2 separate regions of the Homo sapiens genome follow, and region 2 is linked to region 1. A link is a contact called in ENCODE Hi-C or POLR2A ChIA-PET data. All regions are on one chromosome and are shown on one strand. Each heading gives the region's core, a stretch centred on a gene start or an enhancer-like site at or near the end of the contact. The rest is flanking DNA. Distances are from core to core; before and after follow the strand shown. Region 1 overlaps DISC1 (DISC1 scaffold protein). Region 2 overlaps DISC1 (DISC1 scaffold protein).

Region 1 (4,153 bases), core at 572-3,071:
ATCTGGCCCCACCCACATCCTGCTGATTGGTACAGCCCAGTCGTCTGTTTTGACAGGGCGCTGATTGGTACGTTTACAATCCCTGAGCTAGACACAAATGTTCGCCACCTCCCCACCAGATTAGCTAGATACAGAGTGTCCATTGGTGCATTCACAAACCCTGAGTTAGACACAGGGTGCTGACTGGTGTTTTTACAATCCCTGAGCTAGACATAAAGGTTCTCCAAGGCCCCACCAGACTCAGGAGCCCAGCTGGCTTCACCCAGTGGATCCCGCACCGGGGCTACAGGTGGAGCTGCCTGCCAGTCCCCTGCCGTGTGCCTGCACTCCTCAGGCCTTGGGTGGTCGATGGGACTGGGCGCTGTGGAGCAGGGGGCGGCGCTTGTCGGGGAGGCTCGGGCTGCACAGGAGCCCACGAAGGGCGGGGAGGCTCAGGCATGGCGGGCTGCAGGTCCCCAGCCCTGCCCCGCGGGAAGGCAGCCAAGGCCTTGCGAGAAATTGAACACAGCAGCTGCTGGCCCAGGTGCTAAGCCCTTCACTGCCCGGGGCCGGCGGGGCCGGCCGGCCACTCCGAGTGCGGACCCGCGGAGCCCATGCTCACCCGGAACTCGCGCTGGCCCGCAAGCACCGCGCGCAGCCCCCGGTTCCCGCCCGCGCCTCTCCCTCCACACCTGCCTGCAAGCTGAGGGAGCCGGCTCCGGCCTTGGCCAACCCAGAAAGGGGCTCCCACAGTGCAGCGGCGGGCGGAAGGGCTCCTCAAGTGCCGCCAAAGTGGGAGCCCAGGCAGAGGAGGTGCCGAGAGCGAGCGCGGGCTGCGAGGACTGCCAGCACGCTGTCACCTCTCGTGAGTATCTCTAGTGCTGCTGGCGATGAGATGATTCAGTGTGGATGATTGATACCAAATGTATCATGGACAGTGAAGGCTGTGTAACAACACATATAGGTAGGCTCTGTTACAGGAGTTACAGTTCTAGGCCCAGTAAATCTTTTTTTTTTCACTGTGCAATTGAATTTTGGTTTTACCTATATAACATTTTCATCTGTATGAAATGTAAGCTCTATACAATTCTCCATTAGGACATTGTGTGGATTTTGGTGTTTCTGAATCTCTTCTGGCTCAGAAAATTCCCTGCTCTTGCTGGTATAATTTCATACCCAAAGAGGGCATTCTAACCTTGAAAGAAGTTCAGCTCAGCAGAGCGTCTGTCATTGCCTTTCTCTGTAAACACAGTTTTCCTTCTTCCTTGGCTTCTCAGGTGTTTTAGCTCCAGGGAGGAAATAGTCACAGTGAAAATCTATTTAATAAAACCGTTATGAAAATGTACTCAACCTGAGCATGCACTGGAACAGCAGAAGATGAGGACTTGGTCTACTGCCTTCCCACCAAACCTTGCCGGCTCTGTAAATTTTCAGAGCTGTCACTTGTGAGCTATTTCCACCAAGGGAGAGCTTCTGTAAAGTTGGGGACTTGGCAGGCCATTTCGCTAATTCTTTGGGTGTTCTTTTAGCATTGTCTGCAGTGAGTGTGGGAGTCAAAGGCCCTTCAGTGCAGAGATAATGCCATCTTGTTCCCTGGAACCCCGAAAGAGCCAGAGTCAAAGGAGCTTTTTGTTTCACTCATAGAAAAACCCACAGGAAATCCCAGCTTCAGATATTCCTATTCAGTTTCCTTGTCCCTTCAGATCTCACTGTGTTTAGGCCTCCTTTGAGTGAGGCAATAACTAGTAAAAAAAAATAAAATAAAATAAATGAAAGAATGCCATTCATGGTGGCTTGGGGACTGGGCACACACACTGTATACACGGTGTGGGGGCCTTCCCCGGGACGCTGATGTCCTTGTTCTCCTAGCAGTCAAAAATTGGCCAGTGAAATACAGAGAATACTAGCTACCTCATACTGTTAAGAGAATTGACTGCGGTCAGATGTGTAGAGTTTCAAGTACATACAGTTTCTGCCTCACTGTAGGCGCTCAATATTATTATTGAGGAGCTATTATTAGATTTCACATCTCTGCCAGCTCTTGTGTCACTTATTAAGCATATGACTGGGAATAAGCTATTTAATTCTCTTCGTCTGTAAGATAGGAAGTAATAATGCTTATTTTGTGGGCCTATTGTGAGGATCATGTAAGATGAGAGATAAAAGGGCTTAGCAAACGGTAGCATATTACAGGTGGCCTGCAGCCTGCCGCTGTGCAGGTGACGTCCCACACAATGGTACTGGCCGAGGGGTGAATGGAGCCCTGGTGCTGAGGATGGCGAGCCTTTTTCTAATTCATCAGCTCAGAGGTGCCACCTTTTTCTAATTTACCCTCCCTAAGAGGACATCTTTTTATATTTTACCAGCCCACAGAAGATACCTTTTAAAAATTTGCACAATGGTACCATATGTGCTAGCTGCAATTCTGTCAACAAGAGAAAGATGTTATTTTTAGTGTAGCAGACAGAGAATTCTGGAGAGGGCACATGGCATGCTTTATCTGGCTCCAACTTGGTCATTTCTGTTTAATTTCAATGATCTGATTGCCATAGAGTCAGAGGAGCAATTTTGCTATTGCCCAAATTCTACATTTTCACTAGGATTTTCCTTGAAGGCAAGGACTATAACCCCCACCCTGCCCATCACCTTGCTTGCTCACCACTGCCCTGTACATATCCTTCAGAATGGACATTTGTTAACAATGGGTAAGAGTGTAGGCTGGCCTTTCACTTACCTTCCTGTGCTTTGCTCTTTACTGCTAGGGCTAGCAGCCGGAAAGCTACATATCCCAGGCTTTCTCGCCAGCTCATTTGCTGTTAAATTCTGTTAATAGGAGGCACTGGTGGGAGACCAGTAAGACGGAGAGAAAAACTTCCTGATTCTGGGTTTTACTGTGAGGCCATTGCAAGCAGTTGCTGTAGTGATAGTAAGGAAGGGGTGAGTTGGAACATCAGCAACCCTGCAGGTAACCCCCTTATTGGGGCTCCAATCTTAGTTGATGTAGCACTTCCTTGGTGGCTTCAGAGCCAAATGGCACAACCTCCTCAACAGTACAGCAGATTGAGAAGGCTGAGGGACATCGTTTAGGAGCATTAATGATGGGTGTCTAGCTATGACCCCCTTTTCCTTTTCACTTCTGTCCTCTCCTTCTCCTTTGTTCTCTTCTAGTTCTTTCTATATCTTTGTAACAAATTCCCTATATTAAATTTCTTCTGCTTGAGATACTTGAAGTGGTCTTAGTTTCCCTGCATTTAGCACGTGGACTCTCTGAATCTGTTGGGTGCTTAGGGCCTGGGTTTGTGCCCTAGGATCCTGTGACTGAATTCTTCCTTTCTCTTTCCATCCTCATCATGCATGCAGGATTGTCGCAGTAGCCTTTAAATAGATTTTCAGCCACCAGCCTCTTTCTGTTCACTGTGGACATTATTGGTAGTTTAATTTTTCTAAAAATCTATTTTCTGGATCCACATTTCTGCTCAAAACTCTATTTTTATGATAACTATTTAAGCATAGGTATAGTCATCTATGACCTAAACCCCAAAGGCAGGATCGTCACCATGGCCACCTTTTCTGTGATCCTAATAACAGAGAGATCTGTGTCAGAAGAGGATTGGTTGTTCTTTCACCCTGGCTAACTGGAAGGCAGGGAGCTCAGTGGTAGACACACCGGTCATCATGCTGGTGTGGGAAAGATTTCAAAGCCTGGCCATAGCTCCCACTGAAGCTCCTTTCTGCACCTTACTGCTTCCTTGTACAAGTCAAACCAGGGCCTTTAGAGCAGGGACCTTCATTGCACTGCCCTCTCCTCGCCTCCCAAATGATAATATCCAGCTTTCAAGGTCTGCCTGATGTCCCAGGGTTAGGAGGGCAGAGACCAGGCAGTTTATGTCATGTCACTTCTTTTTTTTTTTTGTCTTTTAAAAAATTTATTATACTTTAAGGTCTGGGGTACATGTGCACAACATGCAGGTTTGTTACATAGGTATACATGTGCTATGTTGGTTTGCTGCACCCACTAACTTGTCATTTACATTAGGTATTTCTCCTAATGCTATCCCTCCCCGCACCCCACGACAGGCCCCAGTGTGCGATGTTCCCTGTCCTGTGTCCAAGTGTTCTCATTGCTCAATTCCCACCTATGAGTGAGAACATGCACTGTTCGGTTTTCTGTCCT
Region 2 (4,153 bases), core at 1,134-3,633, 51 kb after region 1:
GAGCTCCCCGCAATTGGCAAGAGCAAGTCACTGTGTGAGCAAGTCTTGGGCTCTGTTATCTTCAGATGCTCAAGTCAGGAAATAGGGGGCTAGAGGTCATTGTGCTCATTTCCCCAGAGATTATCAATGCCACCCCCACCCCTTTTAGGAGATGGCATGTGCCATGATCGTAGCTCAGTGGGATCCTTAATGCCTAGTGATCTCGGCTTAACAGGACAAAGATTCCAAGCCCATGTCTGTTCTGGGAAGCAAAGCAGGATGTGTGGGCCTGGAGTGAAGTTTGTTCCATTTCTCGCCATAGGCCATGGTATGATTACAGCTGTGCCTAGTGCTGCCTAGTTTTACTTTCATGCCTGATTTGCAATGTGGCAGGGTCCTGAGATGAGAGCTCTGTGTGGGCCAGTAGAGTCAAGAGACTTTGTCCTGGTCACTTGGCTACTTGCAGGGGGTTCTGGAAAGTCAAGTTCTCTGAATCTCAGTTGCCTTTAATATAAAAGGAAAGCTATAGTTTCGGGTCGGATTGATTCACATGGTTTTGGTCGGGAGTGAATGAAATTAATGTAAATTAAAACACATTATGAGTAGCAAAGTGCTATGCAATCTAAAAATAATAACATTTTAATCACTCTTATCATCATATGTGCCAGGCACTGTTCTAAGCTGTCTACAAATAGTAACTCATTTAGTTGAATGCTCACAACCACCTTATGAGAGAGCTACTGTTAATATCACCACTTTACTGATGGGGAAACTGAGGCACAGAGAGGTTAAGTAACTTGTGGAAGGTCACACAACCAGCAAGTGGTACAATCAGGGTTTGAACCAGTCAATGAGGAGTCAGCATTTGTTATTGTTCCTATTCCTATAGCATAGCTGGGAAGGGAATGCAATGCTGGTTTGGAGAACACATCAAGCAGGCCTCCTGTCATCCACTGAGTGAGATGAGATGATGGCCATACATTGCGGCACAGCCAGCTATCCATGGTCTGCAGCAACAGATCAGTCTTGCAGGGACATGGATAGCTCCGCTAGTGAACATTCACATGTTCAACGAATAGCTAGAGTAAATAGTTGGATCTCATTTAGAGGCATGCTCTGGCATTCCTCTTTCACGTCATTTGCTTTCCAGGCCCACTCCAGGATGAGAGTACTGAGGTGCCATAAAAGACCAACAGGCAAGATGTTGGAGGGTTCAGGAGCTGCCAAGGTTGTGTTCATGCTGACCTGTTGGCATAGCGTACAGCAGTGCCAGCTGCTCTGCTAAACCGAGGAGCTGAGATGCTGTGTTGATTTCTACATGTTCCAGGCAAATACTTCCTGAGGATTGTCAGGATTTACATAATGGATTGGCCCTGGGACCACTGAGCCAGCATCTATCTTTGACAGGTGTACTGAGAGATGACCTTTAAACCTAGGGATGTTCTCCAGATGCAGTTCCAGCTGGGCCAGTAAGATCTGCATGTTTATGGTGCTGTTTTTTCTTTTCTTCCCAGGCAGCCGGGATTGCTTACCACCTGCAGCGTGCTTTCGGAGGCGGCGGCTGGCACGGAGGCCGGGCTACATGAGAAGCTCGACAGGGCCTGGGATCGGGTTCCTTTCCCCAGCAGTGGGCACACTGTTCCGGTTCCCAGGAGGGGTGTCTGGCGAGGAGTCCCACCACTCGGAGTCCAGGGCCAGACAGTGTGGCCTTGACTCGAGAGGCCTCTTGGTCCGGAGCCCTGTTTCCAAGAGTGCAGCAGCCCCTACTGTGACCTCTGTGAGAGGAACCTCGGCGCACTTTGGGATTCAGCTCAGAGGTGGCACCAGATTGCCTGACAGGCTTAGCTGGCCGTGTGGCCCTGGGAGTGCTGGGTGGCAGCAAGAGTTTGCAGCCATGGATAGTTCTGAGACCCTGGACGCCAGCTGGGAGGCAGCCTGCAGCGATGGAGCAAGGCGTGTCCGGGCAGCAGGCTCTCTGCCATCAGCAGAGTTGAGTAGCAACAGCTGCAGCCCTGGCTGTGGCCCTGAGGTCCCCCCAACCCCTCCTGGCTCTCACAGTGCCTTTACCTCAAGCTTTAGCTTTATTCGGCTCTCGCTTGGCTCTGCCGGGGAACGTGGAGAAGCAGAAGGCTGCCCACCATCCAGAGAGGCTGAGTCCCATTGCCAGAGCCCCCAGGAGATGGGAGCCAAAGCTGCCAGCTTGGACGGGCCTCACGAGGACCCGCGATGTCTCTCTCGGCCCTTCAGTCTCTTGGCTACACGGGTCTCTGCAGACTTGGCCCAGGCCGCAAGGAACAGCTCCAGGCCAGAGCGTGACATGCATTCTTTACCAGACATGGACCCTGGCTCCTCCAGTTCTCTGGATCCCTCACTGGCTGGCTGTGGTGGTGATGGGAGCAGCGGCTCAGGGGATGCCCACTCTTGGGACACCCTGCTCAGGAAATGGGAGCCAGTGCTGCGGGACTGCCTGCTGAGAAACCGGAGGCAGATGGAGGTCAGTGTCTCTTCCACCTCTGTGGCCCGAGATTGTCGTGAGCTCAGATTAGCACTGGGCAGACGGCAGGAAACGAGGGGTTCTGGGCTCAACTGACTTCCTCCTGGAAGCTGCAGCAGCTCCTTTTGGAGCCGGCTGCACAGGATGTTGCTGCACTTCTGTCTCTTTGAATTGGACACAGATCTACTCTCCTTTTTGTCTTCTCTGTCACTTAGGTGCTCAGATTTGCTCTCCATTGGGCCGCAGGCTCCTCTGCAGGCCCCGGCTTAGGTGAGACGTGGTTCATGCAGCCCAGCTCTGCTTTGAGACAGGAAACTGGGGGCAGGGGAGATTGAGCTGGGTGATGTTTGGAAGGACTTGAGAGATACAAAAATGGGGATGCCCTCTATCAGGGCGATCCTGCTCTTCATCCGCTTCACTCATTCCCTTCCATCCTGCTGCAGTGGCTGCTGCCTTCCACAGGGTCGGGAGACTTCGCTTCTGGTCATTGAACCTCTTTGGCTCTCAGTTTCCGTATTTAGAGATAACACCAACTCATAGGATTGTTCTAAGGCTCAAATGAGAATGTAGCTGCTTTGGAAATAAGTACAAACTGGAGACATCTAAGGCCCAGCCTTATGATGATGCTGTCCATCCAGTTATCTGAGAGGTGGGTATAGCCGGAAGTAGGTAGGGTTCCTCTACCCACAAAAGTTCCCAGAGAAGCCCAGGTAGAGATGCTCTGTGGCTCATCTGTTGCCAGACTGTATTTTAATCCTGGTGTGTGTGTGCATATGTGTTTGTGTGTGTATGTGTGTGCATGTAGGTGTGCCTGTGTGTGCGTGTGTGTGTGTGCATGTTTGTGCTGTGTGTTCATGTGTGTGTGTGCATGCATGTGCGAGTGTATTTGTGTGTGTGCACTCATGTGTTTCTGCGTGTGGTGTGTGGATATGTTCATGTGGGTAGGGAAGTGGAGCACCCACTCATCAGGCATTTGGGAGGAGTAATCTGCAGAAGTTCATGCTCATTCCCCGAAAGAGCATCTCCCATCTGTTCTTTATCTATAGTCTGATGTTTCTAGCCCTGTCCCTGTTTGCCCTGTTTCAGCCCTCAGGGACCTCAGCCCAGCCCTCTGATTTATTATGCAGAGAGGGAGTGAGGTCAGAGCACAGATGCAGGCTTGTATTCTGGGTGATGTGTGGAGTCTTCCAGTTAGTCATTGCCTAAACCAGTGCCCCTTGTCTTTCCCCGAAACCCGTTCTGAAGGGCCTCCAATATTGGTTGATTTGAATGCATAGAATCTATCCAGTTTCTTAGGCCAGAAACCACAACCATCTTCCACACCTCCCTCTCCCTTGTTCCACATCTGGCTGGCCTCCAAGCCCTCTCAGTCCTACTGCTAATCTGTCTCTCATCACCATGGCCGCTGCCCTGGCTCAGATCCTTGTTATCTTTCACCTGGGTTTTGCAAGAGGGTCTACCTTCCTGCGGTGTTTCTCTTCTCCAGTTAATTAAACTAAATGTGATCATATGTGCAAAGTGCTTCAGACAGGGCCTGGCATCTAGCAAGTACCCAGAAATTAACCATTGTCATCATTAGAGAAATAGCTCCAATTTAGAGAGTTTGAGTCAAAAGCAAATGAAGCTCTCCCTTCTGTCCATAGCTCAAATTAAATTCCTATCTTATCTCAAATGGTAGAA

The links. Hi-C counts contacts between places; a loop is a spot of excess contacts on that map. ChIA-PET counts read pairs that join two places held with the same protein, here RNA polymerase II (POLR2A). Pooled maps may share reads with other maps.
Region 2: a loop to region 1 is called in a map of dorsolateral prefrontal cortex, with 3 times the contacts of the local background. The contact joins two enhancer-like sites. A Hi-C loop is called at or near these places in 6 of 168 maps with a recorded cell type or tissue (Caco-2, HepG2, dorsolateral prefrontal cortex and 2 more) and 3 of 50 pooled maps. POLR2A ChIA-PET finds 5 or more read pairs at or near these places in 4 of 52 experiments (AG04450, PC-9, T-cell and 1 more).

The regions. Positions count from the first base shown.
Region 1 is chr1:231,641,626-231,645,778 of GRCh38, forward strand. All of the region lies in intron 1 of DISC1 (DISC1 scaffold protein), which reads left to right. The region is part of intron 5 of TSNAX-DISC1 (TSNAX-DISC1 readthrough (NMD candidate)); the gene reads left to right. Among named protein-coding and RNA genes, the nearest start is that of DISC1, 17 kb to the left of the region's middle. Within about 2 kb of position 1,822, at least 2 of the 41 ENCODE cell types and tissues checked have a DNase peak (open chromatin) inside an H3K27ac peak, as active enhancers do; they include dorsolateral prefrontal cortex, where a contact is called at or near this core.
Region 2 is chr1:231,692,333-231,696,485 of GRCh38, forward strand. It overlaps DISC1 (DISC1 scaffold protein), which reads left to right. Exons shown (of 13, transcript NM_018662.3): 2 at 1,494-2,473. It overlaps TSNAX-DISC1 (TSNAX-DISC1 readthrough (NMD candidate)), which reads left to right. Exons shown (of 16, transcript NR_028393.1): 6 at 1,494-2,473. Among named protein-coding and RNA genes, the nearest start is that of DISC1, 68 kb to the left of the region's middle. RefSeq lists a silencer at 2,142-2,324. Within about 2 kb of position 2,384, at least 7 of the 41 ENCODE cell types and tissues checked have a DNase peak (open chromatin) inside an H3K27ac peak, as active enhancers do; they include dorsolateral prefrontal cortex, where a contact is called at or near this core.